2 separate regions of the Homo sapiens genome follow, and region 2 is linked to region 1. Evidence: chromatin loops called from intact Hi-C (ENCODE). Cell type or tissue: ovary. All regions are shown on one strand. Each heading gives the region's core, and the rest is flanking DNA. Links, peaks and the distances in the headings are about the cores only. Region 1 overlaps ARAF (A-Raf proto-oncogene, serine/threonine kinase). Region 2 holds the start of LOC124905183 (a long non-coding RNA gene).

Region 1 (15,829 bases), core at 1,816-9,815:
ATCACACAGTGGTGTGAGGGCTCCAGCCTCTACCATCACCTGCATGTGGCCGACACACGCTTCGACATGGTCCAGCTCATCGACGTGGCCCGGCAGACTGCCCAGGGCATGGAGTGAGCCTCCCAGCCTGGGGAGGGGTGGGGGGAAAGGGTGGGGGAAATGAGGTAACCCCCAGCCAATCCGCCACCTGCCTCCACCCCCACAGCTACCTCCATGCCAAGAACATCATCCACCGAGATCTCAAGTCTAACAGTATCTATCTGTCCCTGGGCTGGGGTTGAGTGGGGGTGTCAAGGGCTTAGAAGGATGCCTCTTGTGGGGGTTCTGGGAATTACAAGGGAGGGGCATGTGTCCCAGAGCTCCTTGCCAGGTGGCAGAGCTGTGGCCAGCCAGGGGGCTTTAATGGCAGTCTCTTAGAAGTCAGAGGTGTGGCTGGTTCAGGTACTATTCTTGGGGACTCTGGTTAGAGTCTGATGTCTGACAGTTGTGGAGGGCATTATGGTCAACATCAGAGGCATAGTGGGTTCGGATGCCCTCCGAGGGGCTTCCTGTTCAGGAGTCACAGCGGGGCTGAGTGTGGGGGGCATTAGCAGGCGTTCCCTGCCCACGTCAAGGTTGTGGATAGTTTGCGTGATATTAAGGGGCTCCTGGTCAGGATCAGAGGGATGAGTGGTATAGGGGCACCAATGGGAACCTCCCAGGCAGGGTGAGAGGCATGGCTATTAGGAGTCCCTGTAGTGGTCCTTGACCCTGGCGGACATCTTCCTACATGAGGGGCTCACGGTGAAGATCGGTGACTTTGGCTTGGCCACAGTGAAGACTCGATGGAGCGGGGCCCAGCCCTTGGAGCAGCCCTCAGGATCTGTGCTGTGGATGGTGAGTTGGGCCAGGCTGGATGGGGGGCACATGGGGACGTGGGCTCCGGGATTGGGGTGTGTGGGGCCAAGTGGGGACGGGGATGCCTGTGCCAGATGTGGGTGTCTGGACTCCTCATGTCCCACCTCGTGTGGGTGGCTCTGAGTTGTACCCTGTGTGGCCAGTGGGATCTGGGACTGTGGACCAGCCATTTGCTGACCTCCGTGGTCCCCCTGCCTGGTCTGGCCTGTTGTAGGCAGCTGAGGTGATCCGTATGCAGGACCCGAACCCCTACAGCTTCCAGTCAGACGTCTATGCCTACGGGGTTGTGCTCTACGAGCTTATGACTGGCTCACTGCCTTACAGCCACATTGGCTGCCGTGACCAGGTGAGCCCCACACCTTACCCACAGTTCCCTGGGCTGAGGGATCCCCTCAGGCATCCATACCCCACATCCCCTCCTTTGCACTGATAAATGCCACACTTTCCCCAGAAACCTAAAATTTTCTAGGATAAGGACTCCCAGAATCCCTTGGGCTCCAGACACTTACAATAAATTCTCTGGGTCTCCCCTACCCCAACTTCCCTCTTCTCACATCCACAGCCCTCTGGGACAAAAATCTTTGAAGTCCAAAATGCCCCGAATCTCTATACCTAGAATCCCCTGAGGCCCCCAAATACCCCAAAGCCCTCTGTATCCCTAGACGCCTATAGTCGTCTGCTCTGGGTACTCAAAATCCCCCAGATCCTCAAAGCCCAGATCTCATTTCTCCCAGCATCCCATTTTTCCCCAGAAACAGAACCCCTTTGTGCTTCTGGAATAGTCATGGACACCCACAGTCACCTAGGCCTTGGGTATCTAGCAGGCCCCAGGGCCGGGATACCTAGAACCCTCTAGGCCCCAGACCCCCACAGAAGTACAAGCTCCCCCAGACCCAGAACTCCATGTTTTCCCGAGACTCAGTACTTTCCAGGTCCCTAAGCCTCCTAGAAACCCGTGGGCCTATAATCCTCTGAGCCCCAGATACCTACAATCCTTGACAACCCCAAATTTAAATCCCTCTGTTCTGAAAGCAGAGAATCCTCCCAAGTCCTCAAGGACAGAGAATCCTCTGGGCCTTGATACTGACAGTACCCCAGCTCGCTAAAAATGAACCTTCCAAGTCCCTCAATACAAAATTCCTTGGGCCTCCCAGCCCCTGACCCCAGATCACCCCTTTCCTGCCCCCGTCTGCCCCCAGATTATCTTTATGGTGGGCCGTGGCTATCTGTCCCCGGACCTCAGCAAAATCTCCAGCAACTGCCCCAAGGCCATGCGGCGCCTGCTGTCTGACTGCCTCAAGTTCCAGCGGGAGGAGCGGCCCCTCTTCCCCCAGGTGGGCTGGGTAGGGGGCTGGACACCTTGGGTGGGTGACTCTGGGATAGAGGAAGACTGAGATGGAGGCAGATGTGAATATGAAAGCTCAGAGGTATAGTGTGTGTGTGTGTGTGTGTGTGTGTGTGTGTTTCACCATGAGGCTGGGACTGTTGGGGGTGTGTGTGTATGTGTGTTTCGCCATGAGGCTGGGACTGTTGGGTGTGTGTGTGTGTGTGTGTGTGTGTGTGTGTGTGTTTCGCCATGAGGCTGGGGCTGTTGGGATGCCCACAGGGCTCTGGACACCCCTCCTCACCCCCACCTGCCCTCAGATCCTGGCCACAATTGAGCTGCTGCAACGGTCACTCCCCAAGATTGAGCGGAGTGCCTCGGAACCCTCCTTGCACCGCACCCAGGCCGATGAGTTGCCTGCCTGCCTACTCAGCGCAGCCCGCCTTGTGCCTTAGGCCCCGCCCAAGCCACCAGGGAGCCAATCTCAGCCCTCCACGCCAAGGAGCCTTGCCCACCAGCCAATCAATGTTCGTCTCTGCCCTGATGCTGCCTCAGGATCCCCCATTCCCCACCCTGGGAGATGAGGGGGTCCCCATGTGCTTTTCCAGTTCTTCTGGAATTGGGGGACCCCCGCCAAAGACTGAGCCCCCTGTCTCCTCCATCATTTGGTTTCCTCTTGGCTTTGGGGATACTTCTAAATTTTGGGAGCTCCTCCATCTCCAATGGCTGGGATTTGTGGCAGGGATTCCACTCAGAACCTCTCTGGAATTTGTGCCTGATGTGCCTTCCACTGGATTTTGGGGTTCCCAGCACCCCATGTGGATTTTGGGGGGTCCCTTTTGTGTCTCCCCCGCCATTCAAGGACTCCTCTCTTTCTTCACCAAGAAGCACAGAATTCTGCTGGGCCTTTGCTTGTTTATTTTGTTTCCCGACTCTTCTCTTGGGGTTCAGAGCCGCTGAGGGGTGGGGTGAGTCCAGGCAAGGAGTGAAGGTCAGGGGGAGGTGCGGACCACATAAACAGCGTCACTGCACGCATCACCACAGGCGGCACGATGAACGAGGACCACATATGCCAAGCACGGCACAAAAGGAGGCCACGTCAGTCACAGACACAGACACCACAGCAAAGGTGGGGAAGCGGAGACCACTGGCCTTCCGTGTGCAAAGGATTCTGGGAAGATGGGTGGAGTTTGCATATTTAAAGACAGCTGTCAGAGGCAGGAAACTGGGGAGGGGGTCCCTGGGGGAACCGAGGGGTCCTGGAAGTGGGAGGGGCTCCCAAGGTATTGAATGAGGTTGAGGGGAGCTGGTGAAGGGAAATCCTTGTGGGGCTAGGTGTTGGGTGGCATTTGAAGATGTGGATCTTCAGAGGGATGGAAGATCCATGGGAAGGGGCTCAACAGTAGGGGTTTCTTGAGGATTTGGAAAATTATGATGGGAAATAGGTGTGCTGGAGAGATTTGGGACCAAAAATAGGGTTTTCCAGGAACTTCAGGGCTCCAGGAAGGGATTCTGCAATGGGTTGCCTGGTATTTGGGCACTTCCAGGAAGGAAAACGCCCTCTGGGGAAACCAGGGGCGGAGGTCTTCAGGAATGTGGAGGTTCTAAAACAGAAGTAGATCCTGAAGTGACCACGAGTGGGGTTCTAAAAGGACTTGGGGATTCCACATGTGAGAACCGGATTTAGGGCCAGGAGGAGTCAGGTTTCTCAAGGTACTCGGGGATCTTGAGGAATGAGAGGTGGAATCTTGGAGAACCGGGAGATGGGTTCTCAAGGGATTTGGAGACTCCAAAAGTGAGAAATGGATTCAGGGCCCAGAGAAGGGTTGCCCAGGGATTTTGGGGTTCTCAGAGTGGGGTATCAGTCGGAGAAGAGGCTGGCGAAAGACTTCCTCAGGCTGCGGATGGTCTCAGCTTTCACCTCGTCCTGGCTAAGGCTGGGCCTGGGCGGGGCTGGCTCTGGAAGGTTGAAGGCATTGGTCAGAGACTGGGATTTGCTAGAGAGAGACAAGGTGGAGGCGTGGGAGGAAGGGGGAAGAGGAAGGGGAGGAAGGGGAGAGAAACACAACGTTACCCCAGGCCCAGCCCCAGCCCTGCCCCTCTGATCCTGGGGCTGTGCCTGTGACCTCCCCACCTGCCACCATGGGCCTGGACCCTAACAGGTTCTCAAGGCTGGGAGCACTCAGGTGGAGTGGGTGGAGTCCTGGGCCAGGGAGGCGAGATCTGGGACAGGCTGGGAGGACTTGGATCCAGGGTGAAGTGTGGGATTCGTGGCAAGAGTCCTGGGCAGAACCTTCTCTGTGAATTCTTGGCTAGTTTGATACAAAGGGGAAGATGAGCAGGGAAGTTTCCAATCTAAGGGTGAGGTGTCTAGGAGGGCATAGAAAGGGCTTGGACCAAGGACAGGCTGTTGGGCAAGTCAGCCTAAGGCAGAGCAGCTGGGTGGGGCAGGGAGGACGTCTGAGCTGGGATGGGAGTTGGAATGGACCAGAAAAGGCAGATGGGTGATGATTCGCGGGGAGACTGAGATGGGCCAGAAGGATGTGAAGGAGGAGGAAAAGTATGAGGATGGAGTGGGAAGAGCCAGATGATAGGAGGACTAGGACTCGGGCCAGGAGTTTTAGGGATGGGTTGGTGGCGGGGGGGCGAGTTTGGCAGGGAAGGCTCTGGGCTGGGCAGGAAGTTGCAGAGGGTGGGTCAGCCAGGTGCCTGGGAGGCCCTGGAGGAGGAAACTTTCCCAGGGCCTTTGAGGAGGAATTCGAACTGAGTGCAGTTTCTCTGGGATTCTGGCACCAAATTCCTGGGGTGGGGGTGCGGAGCCTCTGGTGGGCCGGGAGGAGCGAAAGCTTGGGGGAAGGGCTTGGCTCAGGCTGGAGAGAGTTCGTGGGACCCCTGCATAGGACCTGGGTCTGAGGAGCAAGGGAGCTAGGGCTGCTCTACTGGGGCAGCGGCCCGCTTTGTGAGCAGCAAGGCGAAGGCTGCTGTAGGGGTCCCCTTACTTGAGCTGGGGGTGCGGAGGTCCCCCTGCAGCGGCGGTGGCGGGTGGCGGCACGTCCTGGCTGGGTTTCTGGGCCAGCTGTGGTTTGGGACGTCCAGCGGGGCCCGGGCCGCTGGGCCGAGGCTGCTGCGTGGTGGGTGGCCCAGTGCGGGGCACGGGACCCGCCTGGCTGGCCTGGCGTGTGGGGCCGGCTGGGCCTGGGGGTTTCTGGGGCGGGCCCTGGCGCTGCTGCCCGCCCGGTGGGGCCCCAGAGGCCTTTGGCGGAGCCGGGCCAGAGACGGATGTCTGACGGGTAGCCTGTGGGGGGCCCGCCTGGCGCTGGGGAGACGGAGAGGCGGGCGGGCGGGCTGCTGGAGGCGCCCCGGGGCCTCCCGCCACTGGCCGGGATTGGCGGCCTTGACCCTGGGTCGGCGGCGCGGCCTGGGACGCGGGCTGCTGGGGCGCTGAGGTGGGACTTGGAAGGCGCTGGGGCAGGGGGCTGCCAGCTGGGGGTCCAAGGCCTGAAAGGTGCTGCTGGCCCTGCGGGGGCGGGCGCTGCTGCAATGGGGGTCCCTGGCGCTGGGGGCCTGGACCCGGCTGTGGAGGGCCGCCTGGGGGACAGAGGGAGAGAAAGAGCACACGTGAGAGTGAGCGGGTAAGAGATGGCGGGCTGAGGGAGGGGACTGCGACCGCCAGCCTCTCGCTTACCCTGTGGTGGGGGTCGCTGCTGAGCCGGGGGCCCTGCGGGCTGCTGGGAGGTCTGGCGGCCCAAGGGCAGGGCCCCTGGGGACGGAGTCTGCGGCAGAGGAATGGAGCAGGAGAGGTTAAAAATAGTTACCAGCCAGTGGAGCATCAGCCAGTGATGACACAGGTTCCCTGTGCGCTGGGTGTTGCCCCACTTGTGGCTGAGCTGAGGGTACTCTGGGTTGTGGGGTGGGGGACCTGTTCCCAGGGGCGGGGCAGGGAGGTGCTCAGGGAAGTCAGGGCAGCAGCTGCTTATCAATGTTTTAAACAATTGGCAATCGCAGCCACATGTGTGCAAAGGTGATGCTGTGAGCCTACAGATTATCAGCTTCATGGCACAGCATGACCCAGGGCCGGCCTCCCCACACTAGCTCAAGCCACTAGCTCAGCGCCAGGGGCCTGACCTGGCCATGGGAGCCCCTGCCAGGGGAGGCATCCCGCTGTCGCTGCCGGGGCAGGGCCTGAGCCATCTTGTTGACCACGAGCTCTACGATGAGCTGTTTGTCTTCATCCTGGTGGTCACCAATGAGCGGCATGGAGGAACCCACCACCTGGGGGAAGGAAAGGATCCGTGAGGGGAGAGGCAGGCCTCGCACCTGAGGCGGCAGTAACACCGTGCTTTCAGTTGGCCAAGGGCATGGCCGCCGCTGAGCCCCAGTGTCTGAGGCACTGATTGTGCACGGTGAGGAAGGCTTGTCTGTTCCAAGGTACCTTACAGCTTAGAAGGTGCTTCAGAGCAGGGCTCAGCAAATTAGGGCCCATGGGCCCAACCTGGCCGACCACCTGGTTCTGTATGACCCAGAGCTAAGGATGGGTCTTTAAATTTTGTAACAGTTGAAAAAAATCGAAAGATTTTATAACATGCGAAAATGGCATGAAATTTAAATTTCAATGTCCATAAACAAAGTTTTATTGGAACACAGCCACACTTATTTTTTTAACATATCGTCTATGGCTGCTTTTGCAGAGTTGAGTAGTTACGGCAGAGGCTACGTGGCCTACAAAGCCTAAAATATGTACCGTCTGCTCCTTTACAGAAAATGTTTGCCGATCCCTGCTTCACGGTTTTCTAGGTGCTTTGTCCTTTCCAAAATGCTTTGCTGTCGGTCCAGTTCGCAGAATACTTTAAAGGTTACTAAGTGCCTCGCCATTCACCAAGATGTCTCGATTCGCAGAGCACTAAACAATCTAATAAGGGTTTTGCTAGTCACCAGGGACGTGCAAGTTCAGTCTAGTGTTCTGCCATTGCAAGGGATGGCCCCTTCGAAAGTTCGTCAGGCACCTTACAGTGTACTAAGCACATTGCTGTTGGCTGAGGACCTCTGTGCCATGGAGTGCTTCAGTTTGCACTGCTGCTGCCTGGCATCTGTTCCTCCCTCTACCCCACCTACCCCTGGGTGCTCATACCTCAATGATGTGATCCCTTCCGTCCTTGCCATGTAGCGCTTCCACTGCGCAGATGTCCAGTCCCCCAAAAATCTCTGAGCACGTGTCCACCCACAGCTTGTATCTGCCAAGACAAAGGGTGGGGAAGCCTGTCAGTCTCTCACCTGAGCTGTCGTGCTCCCACCCCCGCTTCCCCTCACACCCTGAGTTCGGGCTGCCCACCTGTCAGACATGGCAATTTGCTCCAGCATCGCAGAGCCAGTATTGGTCTTCCAGTTCCCTGACACTGACGTCCTCCTGGGGGACAAGGGGACAGAAGCTCAGGGGTGCCTCAGCTGCATGAGGCAAGGCAGGGGACCCCTTCCAGGGCTTTGGTCTCTCCACTCACATGTAGGCCTTGTAGTTCTGCCCAATCTTCTGGACACGCACGTCATATTTGGCATCGATGAAGGGCTCGGCAGTGGCATACGTCTTGGTCAGTGCCACGACACTTGCGATGTCCTGGAAGTCATGCTGGTTGTCAACCTTGACCTGTGGAAGTGCGGGCAAGGATCAGGGCCTGGTCAGGATAGGGCAGCTGTGGGGAGTGGGGGTGCCTGGGGGAGCATGTATACATGACACACAGGTGAGGCGAGTACACAAAAATTAGGTGGACATGCCAAGGCGCTCAAGCAGGCACGATCATGGGTCTCCTGTTTTGTATGTGAGCACACAGGCACAAAGTTGGGTGTGTAGAACACTGAGCATACCAAAATGTATTGGATTGTCTACTTTAAATGGGTGAGTTGTAGGGTGTGTGAACTATCTCTCACTAAAGCTGTGAAAAAACTGTGTATGTACAATATACTAATATAGGCATCCAGACACAAAATCAATTGTACACACAACATGCTAAGATACAGAAACTCGGACACAAATTACAAGTCTACTTTCTACGTACACAGAGACAAAATCAGATGGATGTAAAGCACACAGGACCCCAAGACTTTGGAACATAAAAGATCACACCACATCATGTGTGTTCGGCACAGGCATGCATGTACACACAGACACGATGCTGGAGACAAGCAAAATAACAGGACACACAAAATTGGCTGAATGCAGGAGGAAAAAGGGGTCGATGAGGTCAGCTGAATGTGAGAAAACAAAAATCTATTAGGTTGGTGCAAAAGTAATTGTGGTTTTTACCATAAGAACTGGCAAAACCCGCAATTACTTTTGCACCAACCTGATAGATAACGACACCCCAGGAGACGCGATCACACAGAATGACTGGTGTGCATTGCACAAATACACATCTACCTATGCACAGCCCAGCCAGAGACTCACCTTGCCCATCCCAGAGTGTGCGTGCCCCATCTTCACAACCACGGGGTACGTTGTACTGCTGAGCTGGTGGGGAAAAGGCAGAGGAGACATGCTCAGGGCAGAAAGGGTGACCTCCAGGGGTGGGGCGGCACTGAGGGGATCCCAGCCAGTGGGAACTGCATTATGAGTCACTTCCCAGGACACACAGGTCAGAGACAGGCAGGCAGCAGCTGGGGGTCACACAGTGTCTCCACCTCCGGGCCCAGAATTGAACCCAGAGCCCTGTCTGTCTGTCCCTCACTCCACCCCACCAACAAGTTCCAGACGTCCCGCCCCTGCTTTCCCGGGCAGAGGCATGGTATGAGCGTGGGGGACTGTTCCAGTAAAAAGAAAGTTTGTTTTTACAGTGGATGGATGATAGTGAGGCAAGTGTGTGCCAGTGCGTGTGTGTGGGGGTGGGGGGGGTGGGGAGTGGTGGTGAGCATGTAGTGACTGAACCCCTCAGCCAAACCTTGTATGTAAGCCTCACCTGCACACATAAACTATTGAGAGGCATGAGCCCTTGGAACTCAGATGTACATCGCCAAACCCAGAGATGCCAGTGACATTGAGACTGACAGCCAACACAGGCTCAAAGCACATGAGCTCTGGAGCAGCACAGACACCCACACAGTCATTCAGCCAGCCAGGTGCCCATAGCGTGGGTCAGCAGCCAGCACTCCAGGGCAGCACACACTGGACACCCTTAGGCACACAATCAATACTTGGGCACACACCCAGGTTCCCTCCCCTCACCCAAACCCACATCACCATCAGGGGAACACACACAACACAAAAGATTACCCGTCCAATCAAGAGACACACAACTCCACAGGCACACTCCACAGAACCGGGCACATACTCAACACACAGGCACACATAAAACACCCCTAGGCAAATGCACAGCAAATAAGGCCCTACACAACACACAGAGGTGTATGCACTTCTAGGTATTCACATCACCACTGGGACCCGTAAGAGACCCACGCCACATTCCTGGGCATACAAAAAGTATATCTAGACACACACACAACATGCCTTGCCACATATACAATACAGAGAGGCTACACACAACCAGAGACACCCACAACTCAGTTTGCAGAAAACATTCCTGGGCACTCCCACCCCAACACACATACAGTCACACATTCAGGCGAGAGGGATACCTCAAGTCTCCCCCGCTCCTGGATGGGGTAGAGGAAACCAGGTTGGACGGCCCTAGGCTCCCCGCTCCCTCCACCCCCACCCCCACAGCACAGCTGCACAGTGCCCCTCTGGTGGCCCTCCCTCTCGCTGACAAGGTAGAGAGATGGCATTCCCGGAGGGGCTGCTGGGGCGGTGGTGGTTCCCAGTTCCCGACAGGCACAGGAAGCCCGCAGACTCAGGGTGACCGATTGACCTTAAGGCCTCCCTCTGCACACCCCCCCTTCCTCATTTCCCAAATGACTGGCGTCATTATGAGGTGGGCTGAGAGGCACGATGTTGGGACGGGGGTTTGGGGCATCTCTGGGCAGCGGGCCAGGGAAACGATGCCGAGGCGGATGCATACAGTACCACCCAGGTGTGCGCACAGCACACAGAAGTGCATAATGCACTCAGTTACATATGCAACCCAGATCCGCTTTGCCGAGGCTGGTAGACAACTCCCAGAAGTAACACACAAAACACACAGGCACATGCTCGACTCTTAGCAATGGACACACAACACACCAGAGAGCTGTGCGTACACACCCATACCTCCCCCAACAACCCTGAGGTTTCTAGGTGCCTCTTTTCGTTAACTGTCCTTGTTTTCTCTGGACTTGAGCCTGAACACAACGCTCTGTATATGTGTGTGTGCCCATACATGTGTGCATGCAGAGTGCTTTGAACTCTGACTCTGGGAGCTCCTGGAAAGCCCTAGGTCTGAATTTTGGCCTTTCTTCTTCCTAAGGCCATGAAGGACACAACCTCTCCCTGAGCCTCAGTTTCCCCATCTGCACAAAGAGCACAATGAGGCCCAAGCACCTGGTATGCTGTGGGCATTGTCAGGTGTCCGCTTTGCACATGCCTCCTGGACCCCCATGGGCCCCCACACCCATCCAGCTCCCCAGATGGTCACACACCCCTCCATGAACACCCCTCCCACTCTCCATTTCAAAACTGCACAATAACCGGATCCACACGACTCCTCATGTAAACAGTCGGCAACACTCTGTGCTGACTCAGGTTTCAAAGAGTTGGCGTCAGAACCAGAGTCAGCGAGGGGCCAAGGCAGGACTTCCCCTGCCCTCACTTCTCCCTCGGAGGCACCAGGTTACTCAGCCCCGTCTCATTCACTCTCACTGTCCCACTTTCATAATCAGCTCCTACAGATTTTTTTGGTTTACTTCCCTTCCTCCCTGTTTTTGTCGCCCCCCCACCCTCCCCCCACCACCCCGCAGCAGAGCCATTTCTTCATTCTCATTCCTGGGTAGGTCACTCAGCCCTTTTGTGTCTAAGTTTCCTCATCTGTATAATGAGAACATGAGCTATATCTAACTCACAGGGATATTGTGAGAAATAAGTTAGTTATTTTGGGAAAAATGCTCTACATGGTATCGGGCATACAGTAAGCCTCGATCCTCAAGAAGTGTTGGGTACTCTTATTATTGGCTTAACATCTCTTCCTTAACTAACATTAATGAACAAAGAGGCAATCGGGATTGATTAAATGAGATAATGTCTGTAAAAAGACTTTAGAACAGTGCTTTTTTTTTTTTTTTTAAATAGAGACAGGGTTTCACCATGTTGCCCAGACTGGTCTTGAACTCCTGAGCTCAAGCGATCTGCCTGCCTCAGCCTCCCAAAGTGCTGGGATTACAGGTGTGAGCCACCATGCCCGGCCAAGTGCTTTCTTAAAAAATAGATTTAGGCTGGGTGCCGTAGCTCACGCATGTAATCGCAGCACTTTGGGAGGCTGAGGTGGGCGGATCACCCGAGGTCAGGAGTTTGAGACCAGCCTGGCCAACATGGTGAAACCCCGTCTCTACTAAAAATACAAAAATTAGCCAGGCGTGGTGGCGTGTGCCTGTAACCCCAGCTACTGAGGAGGCTGAGGCAGGAGAATTGCTTGAACCCAGGAGGTGGAGGTTGCAGTGAGCCAAGATCTTGCCATTGCACTCCAGCCTGGGAAACAAGATCGAAACTCTGTCTAAAAAAAAAAAAAAGATTTAGAAGGCCGGGTGTGGTGGCTCACGCCTGTAATCCCAACACTTTGGGAGGTCGAGGCAGGTGGATCACCTGAAGTCAGGAGTTCGAGATCTGACCAATATGGTGAAACCCCCGTCTCTACTAAAACTACAAAAATTAGCTGGGGGTGGTGGTGGTGTGGCTGTAATCCCAGCTACTCAGGAGGCTGAGACAGGAGAATCTCTTGAACCCCGGAGGCGGAGGTTGCAGTGAGCTGAGATCGCGCCACTGCACTCCAGCCTAGGTGACAGAGCAAGACTCTTGTCAAAAAAAAAAAATAGATTTAGAGGGTACAGCTGCAGTTTTGTGACATGGATATATTACATAGTGGTGAAGTCTGGGCTTTTAGTGTCCCCATCAACCAAATAGTGTACATTGTACCCATTAGGCAATTTCTCATCCCTCACATTCCTCCCACCCAGAATAGTGCTGGATACGCAGTAAGCACTCCATAAGGGCTGCTGGTAGTTTTTGTTGTGTTCTTGTTATTGGGCTATCATCCCTGAGTTAATCAAACTTAATTAGCAAGGGAGTATGGTGAGTGAATGAGATAATTTATACAAACACTTTAGCACATAGTACACAGAAAGTGCTCAATAAGTGGCTGCCATCATCACTACAATTATTATTATTGATCTATCCTCCTCGAATTAAGGATGTTAATCAGAACCCCAGGGAAGGTTCCTGCATTGTCAGAAAGCTGGTGGGCAAGGATTGCCCCACCCCACCCCCCACCAGGGGTACAGGTCCATGGGGAGGGGGCAGGGCAGGATGGGGTGGGGATTAGTTTTCTACTGACCCACTCACTTGCTTCTTTCACCATCATTCATGGCCACCCCCTTCCCAATGCTCATTCATTCACCCGCACCATTCCCTGCTTGCTAGGACGGTGCCACTCCTGAGTTACAACCCTGGTGCCAGGTAGCCTCTGTTTGAATCCCGGCCATGCCCTGTGATCTTAGGAAAATTCTACAGTTCCTCTACGCCCCATATTTCCTCATCCGTAAAACGGGAATAAGAACCGGTACCCATCTCAGAGATTTGTTGTGAGCTTTGAGTGAGATAAACTATGCTGAGTGCCTGGTATACAGTAGGTGCTGTATAAATGCCGGCTATTTGCCTGTGTTATTTGAGACCCTGGCTTTGGCTCCTGGCCACCTGAGTTCCAGTCTCAGTTCTGCCATGTATTGACTCTGTGATCCTGGGTAAGTCACTTAACCACTCCGTGCCTCAGTTTCCCCATTTTGTATTCCTCCCCTTTCACCTGCCTTATCTCCCTCCACTGCTGCTACTTAATTTGTTTCCTCTCTGCCACCCCTCACCAGCATGTCAGACATACAAAACAAGGGATTTTTGTGTGCTTGGCACACAGTAGATGCACAATAAATGTTGAAGGGCTGAACTAATTTGGGTTTGAGTCATAGGGAGCTTGGGGGATGTGGGTGATTGGATAGATTCTGGAGACTTTAGGGGACTGGGCCGGGGGAAATGCGGCCTCTAAGCTCTCCGCTGAGGCGGCTTGGAAGGAATAGTGACTGACGTGGAGGTGGGGGAGGTGGCTGGCCCGGGCGAGGCCCAGGGAGAGGGAGAGGAGGCGGGTGGGAGAGGAGGAGGGTGTATCTCCTTTCGTCGGCCCGCCCCTTGGCTTCTGCACTGATGGTGGGTGGATGAGTAATGCATCCAGGAAGCCTGGAGGCCTGTGGTTTCCGCACCCGCTGCCACCCCCGCCCCTAGCGTGGACATTTATCCTCTAGCGCTCAGGCCCTGCCGCCATCGCCGCAGATCCAGCGCCCAGAGAGACACCAGAGGTAAGCAGGGCCCGGGGTGGCCCAGCAGGGACCGGAGCTGGGCTGCAGCTTGGGTGCTGGCCACCAGGCCCGTGCACTCCCGTGCCAGATGCCTGTCTACTCAGCTTGGCCTGCGGGTACCAGGACCCTGGGCTAGTCTAGGGGGAAGAGGGTCGGAGGCTGGAACTGCTTTCCCAACCCCGAGGCTCCAAACTCCCTAGAACCCCTGACATCCGCCCCCAATTCCCCCAAACCCATGACCCCCTAATATCACAAATGCTTTCCAAATCCCCCCGCAAATTCCTTCATCCCGAAATTTCCCTCATCGCCCCCTAAATACCCACCGCTAACCCCTGCAGCTCCCTAAACTCCCCCAGCTCCCCAATCCCCAGTTCCCCAGCTCCCAAACTTCTTTTGCCCTCAAATTCCTCAAGTATCCCCATTGCCTTAAGCCCCCAAATTCCCCCAACCCCTTCAACCTCCAAACTCCCCCAGCTCCCTAAACCCCCAACCTCCTCCAAATTCCTCAACCTCCCTAAATTCCCCCAGCCTCTTATATCTCTTAATATACACAACCCCTAAACTCTGCCGTCTCCAAACTCCTCCAGCCCCCAATCCCAAATTCCTCACCCCCAAACTCCTCAACCTCCAGAATTCCCCAATCCCCTCATTCCTCAAACTTCCTCAGCCCCCTTCTCCCCCAAGTGCCACAACCCCATAACCCCGCAACTCACTCAGTCCCTCAATAATTTAAACTCTCCCAACTCTCTAAACCCTAAATTCCTCTGCGCTCCCCAATCCCCTTAAAATCCCTAAGCTTACCAACCCCTCAAGCCCAAATCCAGCCCCCTAATCCCCCCCATAGGCTGCCCCGGGGCAAGATGGGGTGGATGACCTGCCCAGGTCAGCAGATCAGCTGGGCCGGGGCCTGCCTGACATCCCCCTTCCCCACAGAACCCACCATGGCCCCCTTTGAGCCCCTGGCTTCTGGCATCCTGTTGTTGCTGTGGCTGATAGCCCCCAGCAGGGCCTGCACCTGTGTCCCACCCCACCCACAGACGGCCTTCTGCAATTCCGACCTCGGTGAGTCCTCACCCCACTCAGCCCACACACTCTGCCTTGGTTTCCCTTTCAGTCCAGTGGGGCTCACCATGGCACTTACCTCTAGAATGATTCCACTCGCCCCTGCACTTCCTCTGCTTTAGCCACACTGGCATCCTCACACTTCCTTGAGTACTCTGTGCCCAAGCCCACCACAGGATCTGCATGCTGGCTGCTCCCTCTGCCTGGTACACTTTCCCCCCAGGTATCCACATGGGTGGCTGCCTCAAACGTCACCTTCTCAGGATGGCCTTCCCTGGCCATCCTGTTTAAAATTTTAACCCCTGCCCCTTAGTACTCCTGATCTCCTGTTAAACAGAAAAATATTCAGTGATACTTGTTATAACACAGTAAGGAAGACCATATTCAGGACCATGGTGATGGGTATAGGAACCACTGCAATGGGATCTTGCAGTCGGTGGGAGAGATTGGGCTCAACACTGAATATAGCATGGGCCAGTGGGAATGTGTAGCTAAGGAGCAGTGTGAGGGTCTGTGGGTGGAAATTACTAAGAAGAAACATCAGGGGTAAGGGGGATTCTGGCTAAACCGACGTAACAGGATTCTTGCTGAAGGCAGGCCAAGGGGAATCAGACATCACCTGGGGGATGGTGGAAGATGAAGAACCCAGTCAGATAGCAAGGATGATCAGGTATTGAGGATGATCAGAGATTGAGGATGATCAGAGATTGAGGATGATCAGGTATTGAGGATGATCAGAGATTGAGGATGATCAGGTATTGAGGATGATCAGAGATTGAGGATGATCAGGTATTGAGGATGATCAGAGATTGAGGATGATCAGATATAGAATATAGGGGTTCTTGCTAAACTGACTTAGCAAGGCTCTCGGCTAAAACTGGATTTTACAAGGAAGTGCACAGATGGGCCTAGGAGGAGGTTCAGGAGCCTGAGTAAAGTTTGGTCAAGCAAAGAATCTTTGTCAGCCCCTTACCCAGGTCTGTAATTCCCCATTATACTTAATGTCTAACATTCCATATCCTTATTTTGTTTGTTCTTAGCCTGTCTCCTCCTGGCTAGAATGTGAACTCCACA
Region 2 (15,829 bases), core at 3,071-11,070, 59 kb before region 1:
GAAATAGCTGGTTCTGGTATTTTGTCCAGATTCTACAGCTGAATGAAATCTGTGAAGTCTGTCTCCCCTGCAAGGTACAGCTGCTGATGTCTCTGCTCAGTGATTTTTTCTTGTTTTGTATCCTTAAGGCTGGCTTTCTAGGGGTCATCCCCTGTCTGTACAGCTTGGTGTTCAACCGAAGGTTGATCAGAGGTTGTGTTCAATCATGTCAAGCCATCTTTGACTTGCTTTGCCCCGGGGAGCACATTCAAACCTCAGGCCTTTTACAAGCCAGACCTGGCTTTTACTTTCTGACAGGCTTGCTCATGTCTCCTCTGTGCATCCACAGGCTCAGAAGGTCACGGATATGGGGGTGGTTTGGGTCTGCTGTGATCCCTGCTACCCATGTGCATGGTCTCCAGTCTGCCCAAGATAGAGGGAGACTTTGTCAAGTCCTCCATGGATTGCTTACATTCCAGATCTCCATGTTCAATTCCCAGCAGATCAGTCCATTGCTTGCCCCAAAAAGGCTGTAAGGTGAATCTAAGGGTGCTGCTGGCCCTCTCCATTTGCTTGCTGTGGAGACAGTTACTTAAAATGACCATGCTCCAAATGCGGTTAGCCATCTCCAGCAGCGGCAGTGAAGCCTGTTGTTTTCATGGCCTCCCTTGTCCTGGTTGAACCATGGCACTGACAAAGCTGGAGGAAGGATAGGAGCCACACTGGGAAAAAGCCCACCATAGACTCACTGTTCTGAGCCAAAGTTGAGTCGTTTCGATGAATAAAACACCTCTCAGCTTGTACTTATGTGTTCAGCTGAATTCCAGAATACTGAAAGGGTTGCTTTTGACACTTTTCCCCAGCTTTTAGAGTTGCTTTCCAGGGAGAGGACTTGCCAACCTCCTTACTCCCTCATGCCAGGAGCACAATCTGCCTTATGTTTTTTCTTTTCTTTTTATTAAAAAAAATTTGGTTCGGGGCGGGGTCTCACTATGTTGCCCAGGCTGGACTGGGCTGAAGCGATCCACCTGCCTCAGCCTCCTAAAGTGCTGGGATTACAGGCATGAGCCACCGCGCCTGGCCATGCCTTCTATTTTTTTTTTTTTTCAATGAAAAGAGTATATTCTTTTATTGGTTTTTGTTCATACATGTTAAGTTTCAACTTTCAATAATAAAATTCAATAAATTTGATTCCTTAATCATAAAAACTGGCTTTACACATTATTTACATGTTGTCAAAGTCCATACAAAACATCACAAGGATTTGATTGACTCTATGCATGGTACCATCACACAGGAGGAGGGAGCTAATCCAGTAACATACATTCAAAGATTAAATTGCAGATATGCACAGTGTATTTGGCACTGTTCATTAATATTATAACACCTTCCTCTCAAAGACAGGCATTCTTAAGCGTTAGTCACGATATACCAGAATTTGCTATTCACATTAAAACCACCTTTTAAACTTTATAACAGTAACCGATTATTATAGTTTTAAGAAACAAAACACAATGAGAACTGGGAATGGAATTCAAATCCTCCAACTTCTTGCTATGCTCCAAGCTGCCATCCATAAAACAGGTTTAATTCGGTAATTTTTCCATTGTGGGGAGTGTCAACAAGAAACAATTTAAAGACAGTATTTTCCAATACAAATAAAGACACATACTTTTGTTTAAAATTACCAGTTCTTCTTGGGAGTGCAAAGGGAGCCTTGATGATGTACAACTTGTGATGCTTGTGGCAGGAATTATAGAACAACCAATGCCATTCAAGTTGTGGAGATTGTACTAGCAGGTGAACTCATAAAGAGAAGGTTCTGGAATGACTACATCTGAAATCAGAATCCTAGTAGTTTGTAGTTTGCCTCTTCCTAGAACTTCAATAGACTCAAATCATAGGCTACAGATGTACTTTCAAGTATATACTTATGAATGGAAGGAGAAAATAAAAGCATGAAAATGCAAATAATAAACCTTTACTGGCTTGGGCTATATTCCAGTAGGTAATTTATTTGACTAACTTAACTTTAACAACGATTAAATCCCTTCATTTTAATCAGGTCCATTAAATTTCATTCATTAAAGCTATACATACTCCAGAATGTTTATAAGACATTTATACCTATCATGTTTACAAAAGGCATAAATTCAGTCTTCAGCGGCACTACAAATGCCTCAATATAATATAATCACAGTATAAGGAATCAGAAATTCTCTGATTAGATATGCTGTAGCTTCACACAAAACTCTCAGTAATAAATTAAAACAAAAAAAAAAAGTCGTACAATGTATAATGGATTATGCAGTGCAAAGTAATGTCACTGGACCAAAATTTAGTTTAATCATTTTTATTTCAAGTGTATTTAAAAAATCATAAATGGGGTTTCATAATCCAAAGTTGAAACATTTATTCTTCATAGCTTCAGAATTTAACAACCAATTGTAGACCATGCTTTCCAAATCCAGTCTTCTTTGCTATTTTTCAAAACTTCTGAGATCTAGTATTAAACTGCTCCATTCTAAATGTATAGTTTTAGATAAGTATTGTACACTTGTTGATAAGGGTTTTCTGAAAACAGTCTATCAAATATAAAGAATGGTTTCTATCTAAGAATCAGCAGTGAGGGAAGAAATATTAAACACCTATCAAGAAATCAATTATTCATTTTAAAAATAACAGAACCAGTGCTGCTCTCTGTCATAAAAGAGAACATGTAAAATTTATTTTTATAGACTTTGGTAATATTTTATTTCCCCACAGAGGCCTTCAATCCTACTTAAAGATATTTTACACACAGTAACCATCAGGATTTACTGAGTAAAAATCTCAGGTATTAACCATGCCCCTAAAATGTGCTATTCCAAAGAGGAACAGGTTACTTTTGAGGAAAAAAGCTGCCTTGGTAACTTCCCTCAAATGTTTATTTTAAATAAAAATGGTTGATGGAAATATTTTTTAAAAGAACTTTGGGTATAATATGGCATACTGCCCATCAAACAAAAAAGGAAACCAAAACTTTCTTTCCATTTATAATAAGTTTTCCACCTTTACTATCAAGATTACAACTTATTGACCTTTTATGCTTGCTTGGTTTTTTTGACTGCCTAATCCAATGTTTAAATTTTTAAAAGTCTGCATTTCAATGTAGTAGGAGTTATTTTTCAAATAATCTTCAGAACCCAGAATACAGAGCAACTCTCAGAATACCAGAGCAACACTCTCAAGTCATACTTTTGAACCCAGAATACCAGAATACCAGACTTCAGAACCCAGAATACCAGAGCAACACTCTCAAGTCATACTTTTGACTACAATTAAGAGATGAAAATGGACGGATATCTGAAGATAGGTATTCCCTCTGCTCTGAAGGTGAGCAAGATTTTAACATGTGAGCAACACAGAACTCCACTCCTCTGGAGCTCCTTTCAACTCAGAATGCTTCAGTTCAGTAAGTCAATATATTATTCTTAAAAATTAAAGTTTGGTCACTAAGAAGGACTGAACAAAAATTATTCCCCTCCCGCCAAACACAACCAGAACAGTTCTAATCAGGCCCTCTTCTCCCCACAAAAATAGGGAAGTAGCTGGGCTGAAGACTTTAAGTGTGACATTTCAGTTCCTAAAACATCACTGCTATTTGCTCAAAGTTGTAGGTCTATGTATTTCCTTCTCCAATACGTCCCCATTTATAAGTTTATTTCCATGCATACAAACGTGCACATGTGTGCACGTGCACACCCACACACACACACTCACTCTCAAGTAAGACACTTTTTTGTGTTTGTTGATAAATTATGAGGATTATGAACCAGGTGTGTACAGGGTTTCATAGGTGCTTTGTAAACATCAGAGTCACTTGGGTCCTTTCCTCCACAAGCCTCAAATCAAATTACGCAACCAATGACCACTACTTTCCCAGACGCTGTTCACAGGCTGCATATTGACGAAGGGCAGAGAAAAAGTCCTCATAACTGATGTTTAGGTGGGAAGGCAAAGAGACAATCTCAGTCAATCTGATGTGCCAGGGAAGAAAGCCTAATGTGCTGTCCACAGGACCGAACTTCAATACTAAATCAGGATCAGGACAACCATTTGAACTAAGTAAACTGCCTAACGTATCTACATCCAAATCTGTGGGTCTCTTTTGCTTCTGGGCCACTAACTGGCAAAAGTCCTGAGCAGCTCTTACAATATCTGCTTTTCCATCTTCCGGAGACAGCACCTTCACTGCCAAATGGCAATTTAAAACTTGATCGTCTTTGTCATTACTATTTGCAAATTCTGGTGAGTATTTTGAACAATCTAGGCCCAGAAGTTCTTGCTGTTGTTTTAAAATTTCATCCATCAATCTGGAATTATTTCTTTTGAAAATACCTTGGTGGTCGTAGACGCTAATGTAGGAGATGCCCACGGCCATACACCACACCACGAGGCTCGCGATGTCCGAGAAGCTGGGTTCCTGCTCCACCTCGGTGATCACCAGGCCCATATGCACAGGCAGCTTCTCCAAGGAACGACCGTCCGCGCGCCAGCGCATCCGGTGGTGTGCGGCTGCCAGGCACGACCCCCCGCGCGGGTGCCGGTGGTGACGGCGGTTCCTGCCGACTGCCGGGGGCTTGCGGAGCGTGAAGCCGAGCGGCGCTAGGACCGCGGCAGAGGCGGCTCGGCAGCAGCGCCGCCAGATCCAGTTCCAGGTGCCGAACCGAACGCGGAGCCAGGAGGTGAGCGTGCGGTGCAGACAGAGCAGCGCGTGCAGCACCCGCCACACCAGCTCGTACAGCCCCGTCATACTCTTGTGGCCCTCGGACAACCCCTCTCCCTCCCGCCCACTCCCGCAGCGCGACGGCTTTTTATCCGCCCCTGCGGCCGCGCGGGCCATCGCTCCGCGTCCCCCCGCCCCCCGAGCCCGAACCCCTTTCCACTGCCAACATCTCACCTCGCCCCCGCCGCCATCTTCCCATGCCTTCTATTTTATACAAGCAAAAAGAATAGAAGAAAGCAGCTTACCTGCCACCAGCCCCAAACCTCACTTTAAAATCAAGTCAGTCCACATGGCCAAGGATGCTTGTCTTTTCACAGACATCCTCGAAATGAAACATCTGCTGCCTGCTAACAGCATGATGAAGACTCCAAACTTTCCCATCAACCACACGCTCTCCTGGAATACATCACTCCACCGTTATCTTCCTCTATATTCCAGAACTGAATTCTCATGACCTTTAACCTCCAGTCACTTCCCCAAATTGGAATGTGTAGGGCAGCAGTGAACTGCATAACCGGACCTAACATGCTTACGAAAACGTCTCCCACTTTTTCATTTTCAACCTCTCCATTACAAGTATTCCCATCCTTAAGCTTGGATATAGCTCTATTTCATTCATATATCCAATCTGAGATCCTCTTTCATTATTAGGTGAGTTAAATCATTTATATTCAGTGTGAGCTTTTGGCCTTCTCTCTAAAGCAGTGAGTCTTTTTTTTTTTTTTTTTTTTTTTTTTTTAATGGGACAAAGTCTCGCTCTGTTGCTCAGGCTGGAGTACAGTGGGGCGCGGTCTTGGCTCACTGCAACCTCCACCTCCTGGGTTCAAGTGATTCTCCTGCATCAGCCTCCCGAGTAGCTGGGATTACAGGCATGCACCACCACACCTGGCTAATTTTTGTATTTTTAGTAGAGACGGGGTTTCACCATGTTGGCCAGGCTGGTCTCCAACTCCTGACCTCAGGTGATCTGCCCGCCTCAGTCTCCCAAAGTGCTGAGATTACAGGTGTGAGCCACCATGCCAGGCTGAGCCGAGAGTCTAGCAGTGAGTCTTAACAGGGGGTGGTCTTGCCCCCCACGGGACATTCAGGAATATCTGTAGACGTTTGTTTTGATTTTCACAATGAGGTGCTATCAGCATCTAGTTTGTAGAAGCCAGAGATGCTGCTAAACATCCTACAATGCACAGTCTGCTCCACCCACCACGAAGGAGTTGTTATAGATGTTCAAGAGTCATATATTCTATTTCTTAATAATTATCTCCTAGAGATGCAATCGTTGACATTTCTGGGCTGTGAATCACTGGCCCAGTACACACGCTATAAATCACCTCCATAGAACACCCTGTTTTCTGACTTCCAAAGGCTCCTAATCACTGCTTCACACGCTCAGCAACACTGACCCCAGGATCTGGTGTTGATTAACAAACACTGATCCATAATCACTTCCATCTACTGTCCCCCCAAAACTCACTTACTTCATCCCCAAACCCCTTAATTACAAACACTTAATCACTAAGAAGCATAGATTTCATAAGACTAAGGCCCCACCCAGACCACATGGAACAAAAGCTACCCCACAGGCACCAGTCATATGGCCTCTAACCACTGACCCCTAGAGCACCCATATCCCAGAAGCCCACCAGTCACTATCTTGTAGCTTGGAAGTTGTCACTCCCATCCTCACAAGAAAAAGAGCTGAACAAACGGAAACAAAACAACTCTTCCCAGATTTGTCAGAGAATTGAGGGCACAGGGCAAACTGATGCCCTGAAAAAGTGGAAAGACAGCAATACAGAGAATCACAGCTTATCAGGAGCAGGCATGAGTAGGAAAAGGTAAACCAACAGATCAACTATTGGAGTCTGAGCTGCTCTCAACTACTGGACATGAAGTTCCTCTGTCCCCTCATCCCTGCCAAAACATGGCATGATCCAGCTCTCCAATTTATGGCAGGTGTAATGGGGCAGGTGTAAATAAGTTGATTACATCATGTTTCCTTTTATTTATTTATTTTTTTGAGACGGAGTCTTGCTCTGTTGCCCAGGCTGCAGTGCAGTGGCGCAATCTCGGCTCACTGCAACCTCCACCTCCCTGGTTCAAGGGATTCTTCTGCCTCAGCCTCCCAAGTAGCTGGGATTACAGGCACCCACCACCATGCCCGGCTAATTTTTATATTTTTAGTAGAGACAGGGTTTCACCATGTTGGCCAGGCTGGTCTCGAACTCCTGACCTTAGGTGATCCGCCCGCCTCCCAGGCCCGGTCCAGTGTTTATCTTTTTGTGACTGATTTATTTCACTTAGCATAATGTCCTCAAGGTTGATCCATGTTGTAGCATGCATCAGAATAGCTCCTTTTTAAGGCTGAAGAATATTCCATTGTATGGATAAACCATTTTTTATTTATCTATTCATCCATTGATGGACATTGCTTCCATCTCATGGCTATTGTGGATAATGCTGCTATAAGGCTGGGTGCACTGGCTCATGCCTGTAATCCTAGTAGTTTGGGAGACCAAGGCAGGAGGATTGCTTGAGGCCAGGAGTTTGAGACCCGCCCGGGCAACATAGCGAGACTCAGTCTCTATGAAAAATGAAAGAATTAGTCAAGCGCACTGGTGCATGCCTGTGGTCCCAGCTACTAGGGAAGCTGAGGTTGGAGGATTGCTTGAGCCTGGGAGTTTGAGGCTGCAACGAGCCATGATCATGCTATTGTACTTCAGCCTGGGAAAAAAAACTGCGGCTATGAACATGAGTGTGCAAATATCTCTTCAAGACTCGGCTTTCAATGTTTTTGATATATGCTCAGAGGTGAAATTGATGAATTATATTGTAGATCTATTTTTATTTTTTTGAGGAAGCTCCAAACTGTTTCCTATCAGTTGCACAATTTTACAGTCCCACCAAAAGTGCACCAGAGTTCAAATTTCTCCACATTCTCACCAACACTTGTTATTTTCTGTGGCTTGTCTCCTGCCCCTCCGCAAGCAACAGGAAATACTAGAGACAGAGGCCCAGCCATTGACTAGCACCTTAGTCAATGCCAGGCCCTGACTCATCCCTCCATTTATTCCAGTCACAGTGACAAGATGAAGGAGAAAGGACACATAGGTGTGGAGAACACAGGAAGAGAGGTCCTGACTGGGGAGGACAGTGAGGGGAATTGAATTGGGGGAGCTTCCATTTCTCACCTCTACTCTCTCAGTTTCACTGTGAGACAGAGTAAAACCCTGTCTTAAAAACAAAACAAAACAAAAACAAACAAACAAACAAAAAACAGGCGGGGGCGGGCATGATGGCTCATGCCTGTAATCCCAGAACTTTGGGAGGCCTAGCTGGAAGGATCACTTGAGCCTAGGAGTTCAAAGCCAGCCTGGGTAACATAGTGACACCCTGTCTCTACAAAGAATTAAAAAAATTATCCGAGTGTGGTAGCGTGCACCTGTGGTCCCAGCTACTCAGGAGGCTGAGGCGGGAGGATCGCTTGAGCCCAGGAGGTCAATGCTGCAGTGAGCTGTGATTGTGCCACTGCACTCCATCCTGAGCAACAGAGCAAGGCCTTGTCTCAAATAAATAAATAAATAAAAATTAAAAGAGCTCAAATAAACTGAGACAGAGGTTGAAAAATGGTTACAATGGGTAGGGGTTGGAGGGGAGATGAAGGTCTGAGGATACAAAATAGCAGATACCTACGATGAACAAGTCTGGAGGCCAATGTACAACATGAGGACTAAAGTTGATACAATTGTATTAGGGATTTTTGCTAAATAAGTGGATTTCAGCTGCTCTCCTCACAGAAAGTAACTGTGAGATGATAGATACTATGCTAATCTGCTTCGCTATAGTAATCATTGTACTATCTACATGTATCTAGTCATGTACGTATCCCATGACATTATGTTGCAAACCTCAACTATACACAATAGCATTTATTTAAAAATAAAATAAAAATAGGCTGGGCGCTGTGGCTCATGCCTGTAATTCCACCACTTTGGGAGGTTGAGGTGGACAGATCACTTAAGGCCAGGAGTTCGAGACCAGCCTGGCCAACATGGTGAAACCCCATCTCTACTAAAAATACAAAAATCAGCTGGGCGTGGTGGCGGGCGCCTGTAATCCCAGCTACTTGGGAGGCTGAGGCAGGAGAATTGCTTGAGCCCAGAAAGCAGAGGTTGCAGTGAACCAAGATGGTGCCACTGCACTCCAGCCTGGATGACAAAGTAAGACTCTGTTTCAAAAATAAATAAATAAAAATAAAAATAAAATATACACTTAATTTCAAAGTGTGTGATATACTTTGTAGTCACTTCCAGGCACTGCCTAGGCTAAAAGTCACTTCCACTTGGTTATATTGGACCCAGGATGGTGAGGAATTTGCATTCAGCCCTGACCACGTGCTCCCCACATGGGTGCAGGAGGACAAATTTGTCAGGCAGCACCACTGGATGAAGACTTGGCATCTTCCGGCCCAATGTGGAGACAACTCTGTCTTCATCCTTCTAACTGACTAGGGTAGGAAGAGTGATTTACAGCTCTAGCTACCATAGGCCTGAGACATATCTCATAACAGAGGTGCTGGGAGAGCCGCCTTTTCCCCCCAGAACCCACCTGCCTGCCTGGCCCGGGGACCGTGGGGACCTGGGCTCCCTGGGGGATGGGGCAGAAGTGGCAGTAAAATAAATGGAGCGAGTAGAGGTGAGAAATAGAAGCTCCCCCCATTTGATTCCCCTCACTCTCCTCCCCAGTCAGGACCTCTCTTCCTGTGTTCTCTGCACCTGACGTGTCCCTTCTCTTCCAGCTTGTCAATGTGACCGGAATAAATGGAGGGATGAGTCAGGGCCTGGCATTGATCAAGGAGCTGGGAGGGAGGGTCTGGGCCTCTGTCTCTAGTACTTCCTGTTATTGGCAGCAAGGCGGGAGATAAGTCAGACCCCTGCATTCAGTTGCTAGAGAGGTGGCTGAGAGGAAGTCACTGAAGGGACCAAGAAGTGACATTTGTCATTTTCTCTCCTGCCTCCAGCTTTCTTTGGCTCACATTTCCACCCTATGCCCTAGGCTGCCCTGACATTCAGCCCTGCTGCCCCAGTGCCCTCCAGGACTTGTATCCCCACCCATCCATTGTACAGCAAATTCTGATCCAGAATATATTAGGATGTGAAACCCCATGTGTTCTTGATCTTCGATCTCTAATTGCCATGGTTAAGATAGAAATGACATTCTTGAGGTTCATCTATTTGAGAGAAAGAATCTAATCTACAGCTGACTGTGGCTCTGCCCTTCCCCATCTCCATTTCTTGATCCTTGTTAAGATAATGTAGAATTTGGGATTCATATAGTTATCAATATACTGTTTTATATAATAATCTTTTGGTTCAGCCTGGGCAACATGGTGAAACTCCATCTCCACAAACAAATATAAAAATTAGCTGGGTGCAGTGGTGTGTGTCTATAGTCCCAGCTACTCAAGAGGCTGAGGTGGGAGGATCACTTGAGCCCCGGAGGCAGAGGTTGTGGTGAGCCAAGATCACACCACTGCACCCTAGCCTGGGTGACAGAGGGAGAGACCCTGTCTAAAAATAACAACAACAGCAACGAGAATAATCCTTTGGTCATATGTTGACCAAAGGTTACAGTTTTATAACTGGATGGATATATATATATATATATATATATATATATATATATATATTTTTTTTTTTTTTTTTTTTTTGAGACAGGGTCTCACTCTTTTGCCCAGGTTGGAGTGCAGTGGCGAAATCTCGGCTCACTGCAACATCCGCCTCCCGGGTTCAAGCGATTCTCTTGCCTCAACCTACTGAGTAGCTGGGACTACAGGCCTGTGCCACCACGCCCAGCTAATTTTTGTATTTTTAGTAGAGATGGGGTTTCCTCATGTTGGCCAGGCTGGTTTCGAACTCCTGGCCTCAAGTGATCTGCCCGCCTTGGCCTCCTGAAGTGCTGGGATTACAGGCGTGAGCCACCGCGCCTGGCCTGAAGGCATAATTTTTAAACCATAATTATGTTTTTGTTTTGTTTTTGTTTTTGTTTTAAGAGACGGGGTCTCACTCTGTTGCTCAGGCTTGTCTTGAATTCCTGGGCTCAAGCGATCCTCCCACTTCGGCCTCCCAAAGTGCTGGGATTACAGGCACGAGCCACTGCTCCTGGCCTCATAATTATGTTTAACCTGCTTCATTTTTCACTGCCAGGCTCAGCAGTGTCCAATAGAAATATAACGTGAGCCACCTATGTAATTTTAAATTTTCTTGAAACCACTTTATAAAAAGTAAAAAGAAACAAGTGAAATTAATTTTAATCATATATTTTATTTAACTCAATAGCTCCTAAATTGCATCATTTCAGCATGTAATCAATATAAAAATATTAATGAAATATTTTACAATCTGACCCAACAAGCTGGTAGATCTGACATGAAAACGTGTCTACCCATTAGGATGTCTATAATTTAAAAAAAACATAGAAAATAACAAGTGTTGGTGAGAACGTAGAGAAATTGGAACCCTGGTGCACTGCACTGTTGGTGTGATTGTAAAATGGTGCAACTGATATGAAATAGTTTAGAGGTTCCTCAAAAACTTAAAACTAGAACCACCATATAATCCAACAATTTCATTTCTGAGTATACATCAAAAGAATTGTGCCCGGCATGGTGGCTCATGCCTGTAATCCCAGTGCCCTGGAAGGCTGAGGCGGTGGGTGGATCGCTTGAGCCCAGGAATTCAAGACCAGCCTAGGCAACATGGTGAAACCCTGTCTCTACCAAAAAAAAATTAAAAAGTTTGGCAGGAGTGGTGGTATGTGCCTGTAGTCCCAGCTACTTGAGAGGCTAAAGCAGGAGGATCTCTCTCTTTTTTTTTTTTTTTTTTGAGACAGAGTCTCACTCTGTTGCCCAGGCTGGAGTGAAGTGGCATGCTCTCGGCTCACTGCAACCTCGCCTCTTGAGTTCAAGTGATTCTTGTGCCTCAGCCTCCCTAGTAGCTGGGATTACAGGTGCGCGCCACACACCTGGCTAATTTTTATATTTTTAGTAGAGACGGGGTTTCACCATGTTGGCCAGGCTGGTCTCAAACTCCCGACCTGAGGTGATCCGCCCACCTCAGCCTCCCAAAGTGCTAGGATTATAGGCGTGAGCCACCACGCCCCGCCTTGGGAGGATCTCTTGAGCTCAGGAGATTGAGGCTGCAGTGAGCCAAGATTTTGCTACTGCACTCCAGCCTGGGCAACAGTAAAACCCTGTCTAAAAAAAAAAAAAAGAAGAAGAAGAAGAAAAAGAATTGAAAGCAGGGTCTTGAAGAGATATTTGTACACCCGTGCTCATAGCGTTATTTTTATTTGAGGCAGGGTCTTGTTCTATTGCCCAGGCTGGAGTGCAGTAGCGCAATCTTGGCTCACTGCTACCTTGACCTTCTGGGCTTAAGGAATCCTTTCACCTCAGCCTCCTGAGTAGCTGGGACCACAGCCACACACCACCACATCAGACTAATTTTTAAATTTTTTGTAGAGACAAAAAGTCTTACTATGTTGCCCAGGCTGGTCTCGAACTCCTGGGTTCAAGTGATCCTCCCACCTAGAGCTCCCAAAGTGTTGGGATTACTGGTACGAGCCACTGTGCCTGGCCCTCCCTCACTTTTTTACAAGACAGTGTCTCATTCTGTCTCAAAGTGAGACTGAGGGAATAGAGGTGAGAAATGGAAGCTCCCCCCATTTGATTCCCCTCACTCTTCTCCCCAGTTAGGACCTCTTTTCCTGTATTTTCTGCACCTGACGTGTCCTTTCTCTTTCATCTTGTCCCTGTGACTGGAATAAATGGAGGGATGAGTCAGGGCCTGGCATTGATCAAGGAGCTAGGCATTGATCAAGGAGCTAGAAGAGAGAGCTGGGCCTCTGTCTCTAGTACTTCCTGTTACTGGCAGAAGGGCGGGAGACAAGTCATAGAAAACAACTTTCCCAAAATAAAGTGTTGACGAGAATATGGAGAAATTGGAACTCTGGTGCACTGTTGGTGGGATTGTAAAATGGTGCAACCAGGCTGGCGCAGTGGGTCATGCCTGTAATCCCAGTACTTTGGGAGGCTGAGGTGGGTGGATCATTTGAGGTTAGGAGCTTGAGACCAGCCTGATCAATATGGTGAAACCCCATCTCTGCTAAAAATACATAAAACTAGCCAGGCATGGTGGTGGGTGCCTGTAAGCCCAACTACTCGGGAGGCTGAGGCAGGAGAATCACTTGAACCTGGGAGGCAGAGGTTGCAGTGAGCGAAGATTGTGCTACTGCACTCCAGCTTGGGCGACAGAGCCAGACTCTATCTCTAAAAAAATAAAATAAAATGTGCAACCAATAGGAAATAGTTTGGAGTTTCCTCAAAAAATTAAAAATAGAACTACCATATAACTCAGCCATTTTACTTCTGAGTATATATAAAAAAGAATTGAAAGCAGGGCCTTGAAGTGATATTTGCACACCCACATTCAGAGCAGCATTATTTTTTTCTCAAGCTGGAGTGCAATGGTGTGATCATAGCTCACTGCAGCCTCAAACTCTCAGGCTCAAGTGATCTTCTTGCCTTGGCCTCCCAAGGTGTGGGGATTACAGGTGTGAGCCACTGTACCCAGCCTGAGCTCTTTTAAAAATATTCTACATATAAGTGAAGTCATGAAATATTTTTCTGCCTGTGTCTTAAGCAAAGCTATCCTTCAAAAATGAAGGAGAAATTAAAGTTTTTCCCTGACAAGAAAAAGCTGACGGAATTTATCACCACTAGACCAGTCTTAAATGTGGATTTCTAAACCTTGCTAGTCAGTTTGCCAATATTTTAACTTATACCTGTAGCATTTTAATGTCTATTTTATTCCATAAAGATGTATTGGGTACCAGATGTGTGCTTGACACATGGTTACCTGTGGGTCTTTTTATTTCAATTTCATCTTTTACACCAAAAGCTTCTAGGCCTGCCTCCACTATCCAGGTGCCCTGCACTCTCCATTAGGGTGCTGGGGCTAGGGCTCAGATGCCTAGATTCTCCTGAGAACCATCAGCCAGGGAAGAGGAGTTGGGAATGGAAAGCTGCCTTGTTTGTCCGGTACATATGCATATGTAGTTACTGGGGAATTGTAGTTACTGGGAAATTAAATCAGGGCCAACATGTGCATGTTTCTAACGTGGGGATAGATTTCTTCAATTCATTAGATCAATTGAGAGATTCTTAACTGTTTTGAACAGACAAATGTTGACAGGAGTTTATTTCCAGAGGCATATGGACTAAGAGTTTAGGTCTGTGGTGTATATCAGGGTGGGGATTGTTAAGGAAAAGGGATATCTGGGTATTAGGGGAAGGGGTGCACAGATATGTAGGACCGACCCACAGGCCTGGGTGACATCTGGACATCGCCTTACCAAGGAGCCCCGGTGCCCTCCTCAAGCCCTGCCCAGCTCCTTTTCCTGCCTGGCCACAGCCTGGGATGTACCTGGCTTCCCTTTATCTATAAAAAGGAAAGGCTTCCATTTATTTTAATATGAATTTATGCACATTCTACAAAGGCATTACCACACCTGCAGAAAACCATTGTTCGTACTTGGAGGGAGTTTTGATGATCATTCCTGTTCTGTGTATAGTTCACATTTTTACATGGAGATTTCTGTGTGTGTATCCTGCCTTTTTTGCTTTAATAGTACATGAAAATAATTTCCCATGATGTTACATAGTATTGATAAACAATTTTTCAAATGGTTCCATAATATTTTTAAAGAGACTGTCTACCTGAGTTTCTTTAATTTCATATTCCCTGTGGCTTCAGATGTTTCCTTTTTTAAGGATAATGCTTTGATAAGTATCTTTACACGCGTACGCGCACACACACATCCATCTCTGATCCATCAATCTATCAAAAGAAGAGGAGGATGGAGAAGATGGAGGAGGTGAGGGAAGAGGAAAGGAGGAGGGCTGCTCCTTCACGTCGTGAGCTCTGCGGGTGGTTGCGGAGCCTGGGTGAACACGACCGTGACCGTGGCTGCGAAGGCGGGCCCCGCCCTCTGACTGCGGACTACGCGGCGGCGCCTGTGCCGCAGTAGCGCTGGACCTTGGCCTCTGGCGGTCTCTGGCGCCCCCTCCCGTTCGCATCGTGAAGCTGGGCCGAGCCCGCTGCCCGCCGTTCCTCGCTCCTGTCTGCACCTCCTCCTCCGTTTTGCTTCCCTGCAGCTTTTGCCCCGCCCCCCTTCCCCTGCCTCCCCCTGGCCCTCCGCGTGTTAATTTAGGGGCCCCAACCCGGGGAACCCCTCGCAGAGCCAGCTGCTGTCGTTAGGCCCGGGTGAGTGAGCAGGACGAGAGGGCACGGCTGGCGACGGAGCCCCTCCCAGCGCTGCGGCGGGAGAGGGGGCTCAGCTCGAGTCGCCACCCGGACTCGCCGGACCCAGAGCTCCTCTTTGGGGTTCCCGCTCTCCCGCTCCCCGTGCTCCTGGGAAGAGGTTCTGGAAACGACCGAATCTGGGTGCAATCGGGGTGGCGCACAATCGCGCCCCTCCAGTCCCCTCTGCGGGCAGAGGAAGTGGGACTCGAGGACCAGAGCTCTCGGGCCTCCTGATCCAGGGACCTGCCATTTCCTGGCCCAGGACCCCGGGAATGCCCGAGCATGGCACCTCGACGTGGCAGGAAAACTGTTCAGGAGGCGGCAGAGGAGCCTGTGGGGGACGGGAGGCAGCCACCTCCCCGCGTCCTTCGAACCCTTTGCTTGGGCTGCCGGGCATCAATACCCCAACTCACCCAGCACCCCCTCTTCAGAATAACCTCAAAACCCAACCGGGCTCCTGGCCACAGGGCCTTCTCTTAGTCCAACCACCAGGCTGAGTGAATCCTCGTGGAGCCAGGAGGGTCCTCAGTGACCCTGCACAAACCCGTTATCAAGTCACCCCAAGTGGGATCCAATTAGCATCCTGTCTCACCCAGAATCGCCACTTACCACACCTCTACCTGCCTCTGTGTGCTTGGTCCCCACCATTTCTCCTGCAGTCCCAGACTAAGGAAGGACTGGACGGCCCGACCCAAGCCTCCCGCAAATGATTTTAAGGAAGGAG

The links. Hi-C counts contacts between places; a loop is a spot of excess contacts. Peaks named below come from ENCODE experiments on the same cell type or tissue, not always from the same donor. Only the 100,000 strongest peaks of a DNase experiment are listed, where the experiment ranks them.
Region 2: a loop joins it to region 1, with 3 times the contacts of the local background. A loop is called at or near these places in 2 of 110 quality-filtered maps.

What each region holds. Positions count from the first base shown.
Region 1 is chrX:47,568,782-47,584,610 of GRCh38, forward strand. ARAF (A-Raf proto-oncogene, serine/threonine kinase) reads left to right here. Exons shown (of 16, transcript NM_001654.5): 11 at 1-113; 12 at 206-252; 13 at 758-876; 14 at 1,112-1,243; 15 at 2,097-2,231; 16 at 2,542-3,127. The coding sequence ends at 2,676. It overlaps SYN1 (synapsin I), which reads right to left. Exons shown (of 13, transcript NM_006950.3): 6 at 8,658-8,720; 7 at 7,717-7,859; 8 at 7,551-7,625; 9 at 7,350-7,452; 10 at 6,347-6,493; 11 at 5,907-5,994; 12 at 5,221-5,809; 13 at 3,120-4,218. The coding sequence ends at 4,083. It overlaps TIMP1 (TIMP metallopeptidase inhibitor 1), which reads left to right and starts at 13,655. Exons shown (of 6, transcript NM_003254.3): 1 at 13,655-13,693; 2 at 14,627-14,755. The coding sequence starts at 14,635. RefSeq lists enhancers at 6,019-6,526, 6,527-7,033, 7,126-7,626, 8,669-8,963, a cis regulatory region at 10,665-11,185 and silencers at 10,799-10,972, 13,303-13,452, 13,513-13,612. In ovary, for the core only: no CTCF peak of the experiment used is centred there; a DNase peak (open chromatin) is centred at 4,870; H3K4me3 peaks cover 893 bases; H3K27ac peaks cover 2,354 bases.
Region 2 is chrX:47,508,710-47,524,538 of GRCh38, forward strand. It overlaps LOC124905183 (a long non-coding RNA gene), which reads right to left and starts at 5,152. Exons shown (of 2, transcript XR_007068224.1): 1 at 4,993-5,152. It also overlaps the pseudogene NUS1P1. RefSeq lists enhancers at 4,061-4,562, 4,563-5,062 and silencers at 7,667-7,867, 14,949-15,018, 15,079-15,128. In ovary, for the core only: no CTCF peak of the experiment used is centred there; no DNase peak of the experiment used is centred there; H3K4me3 peaks cover 623 bases.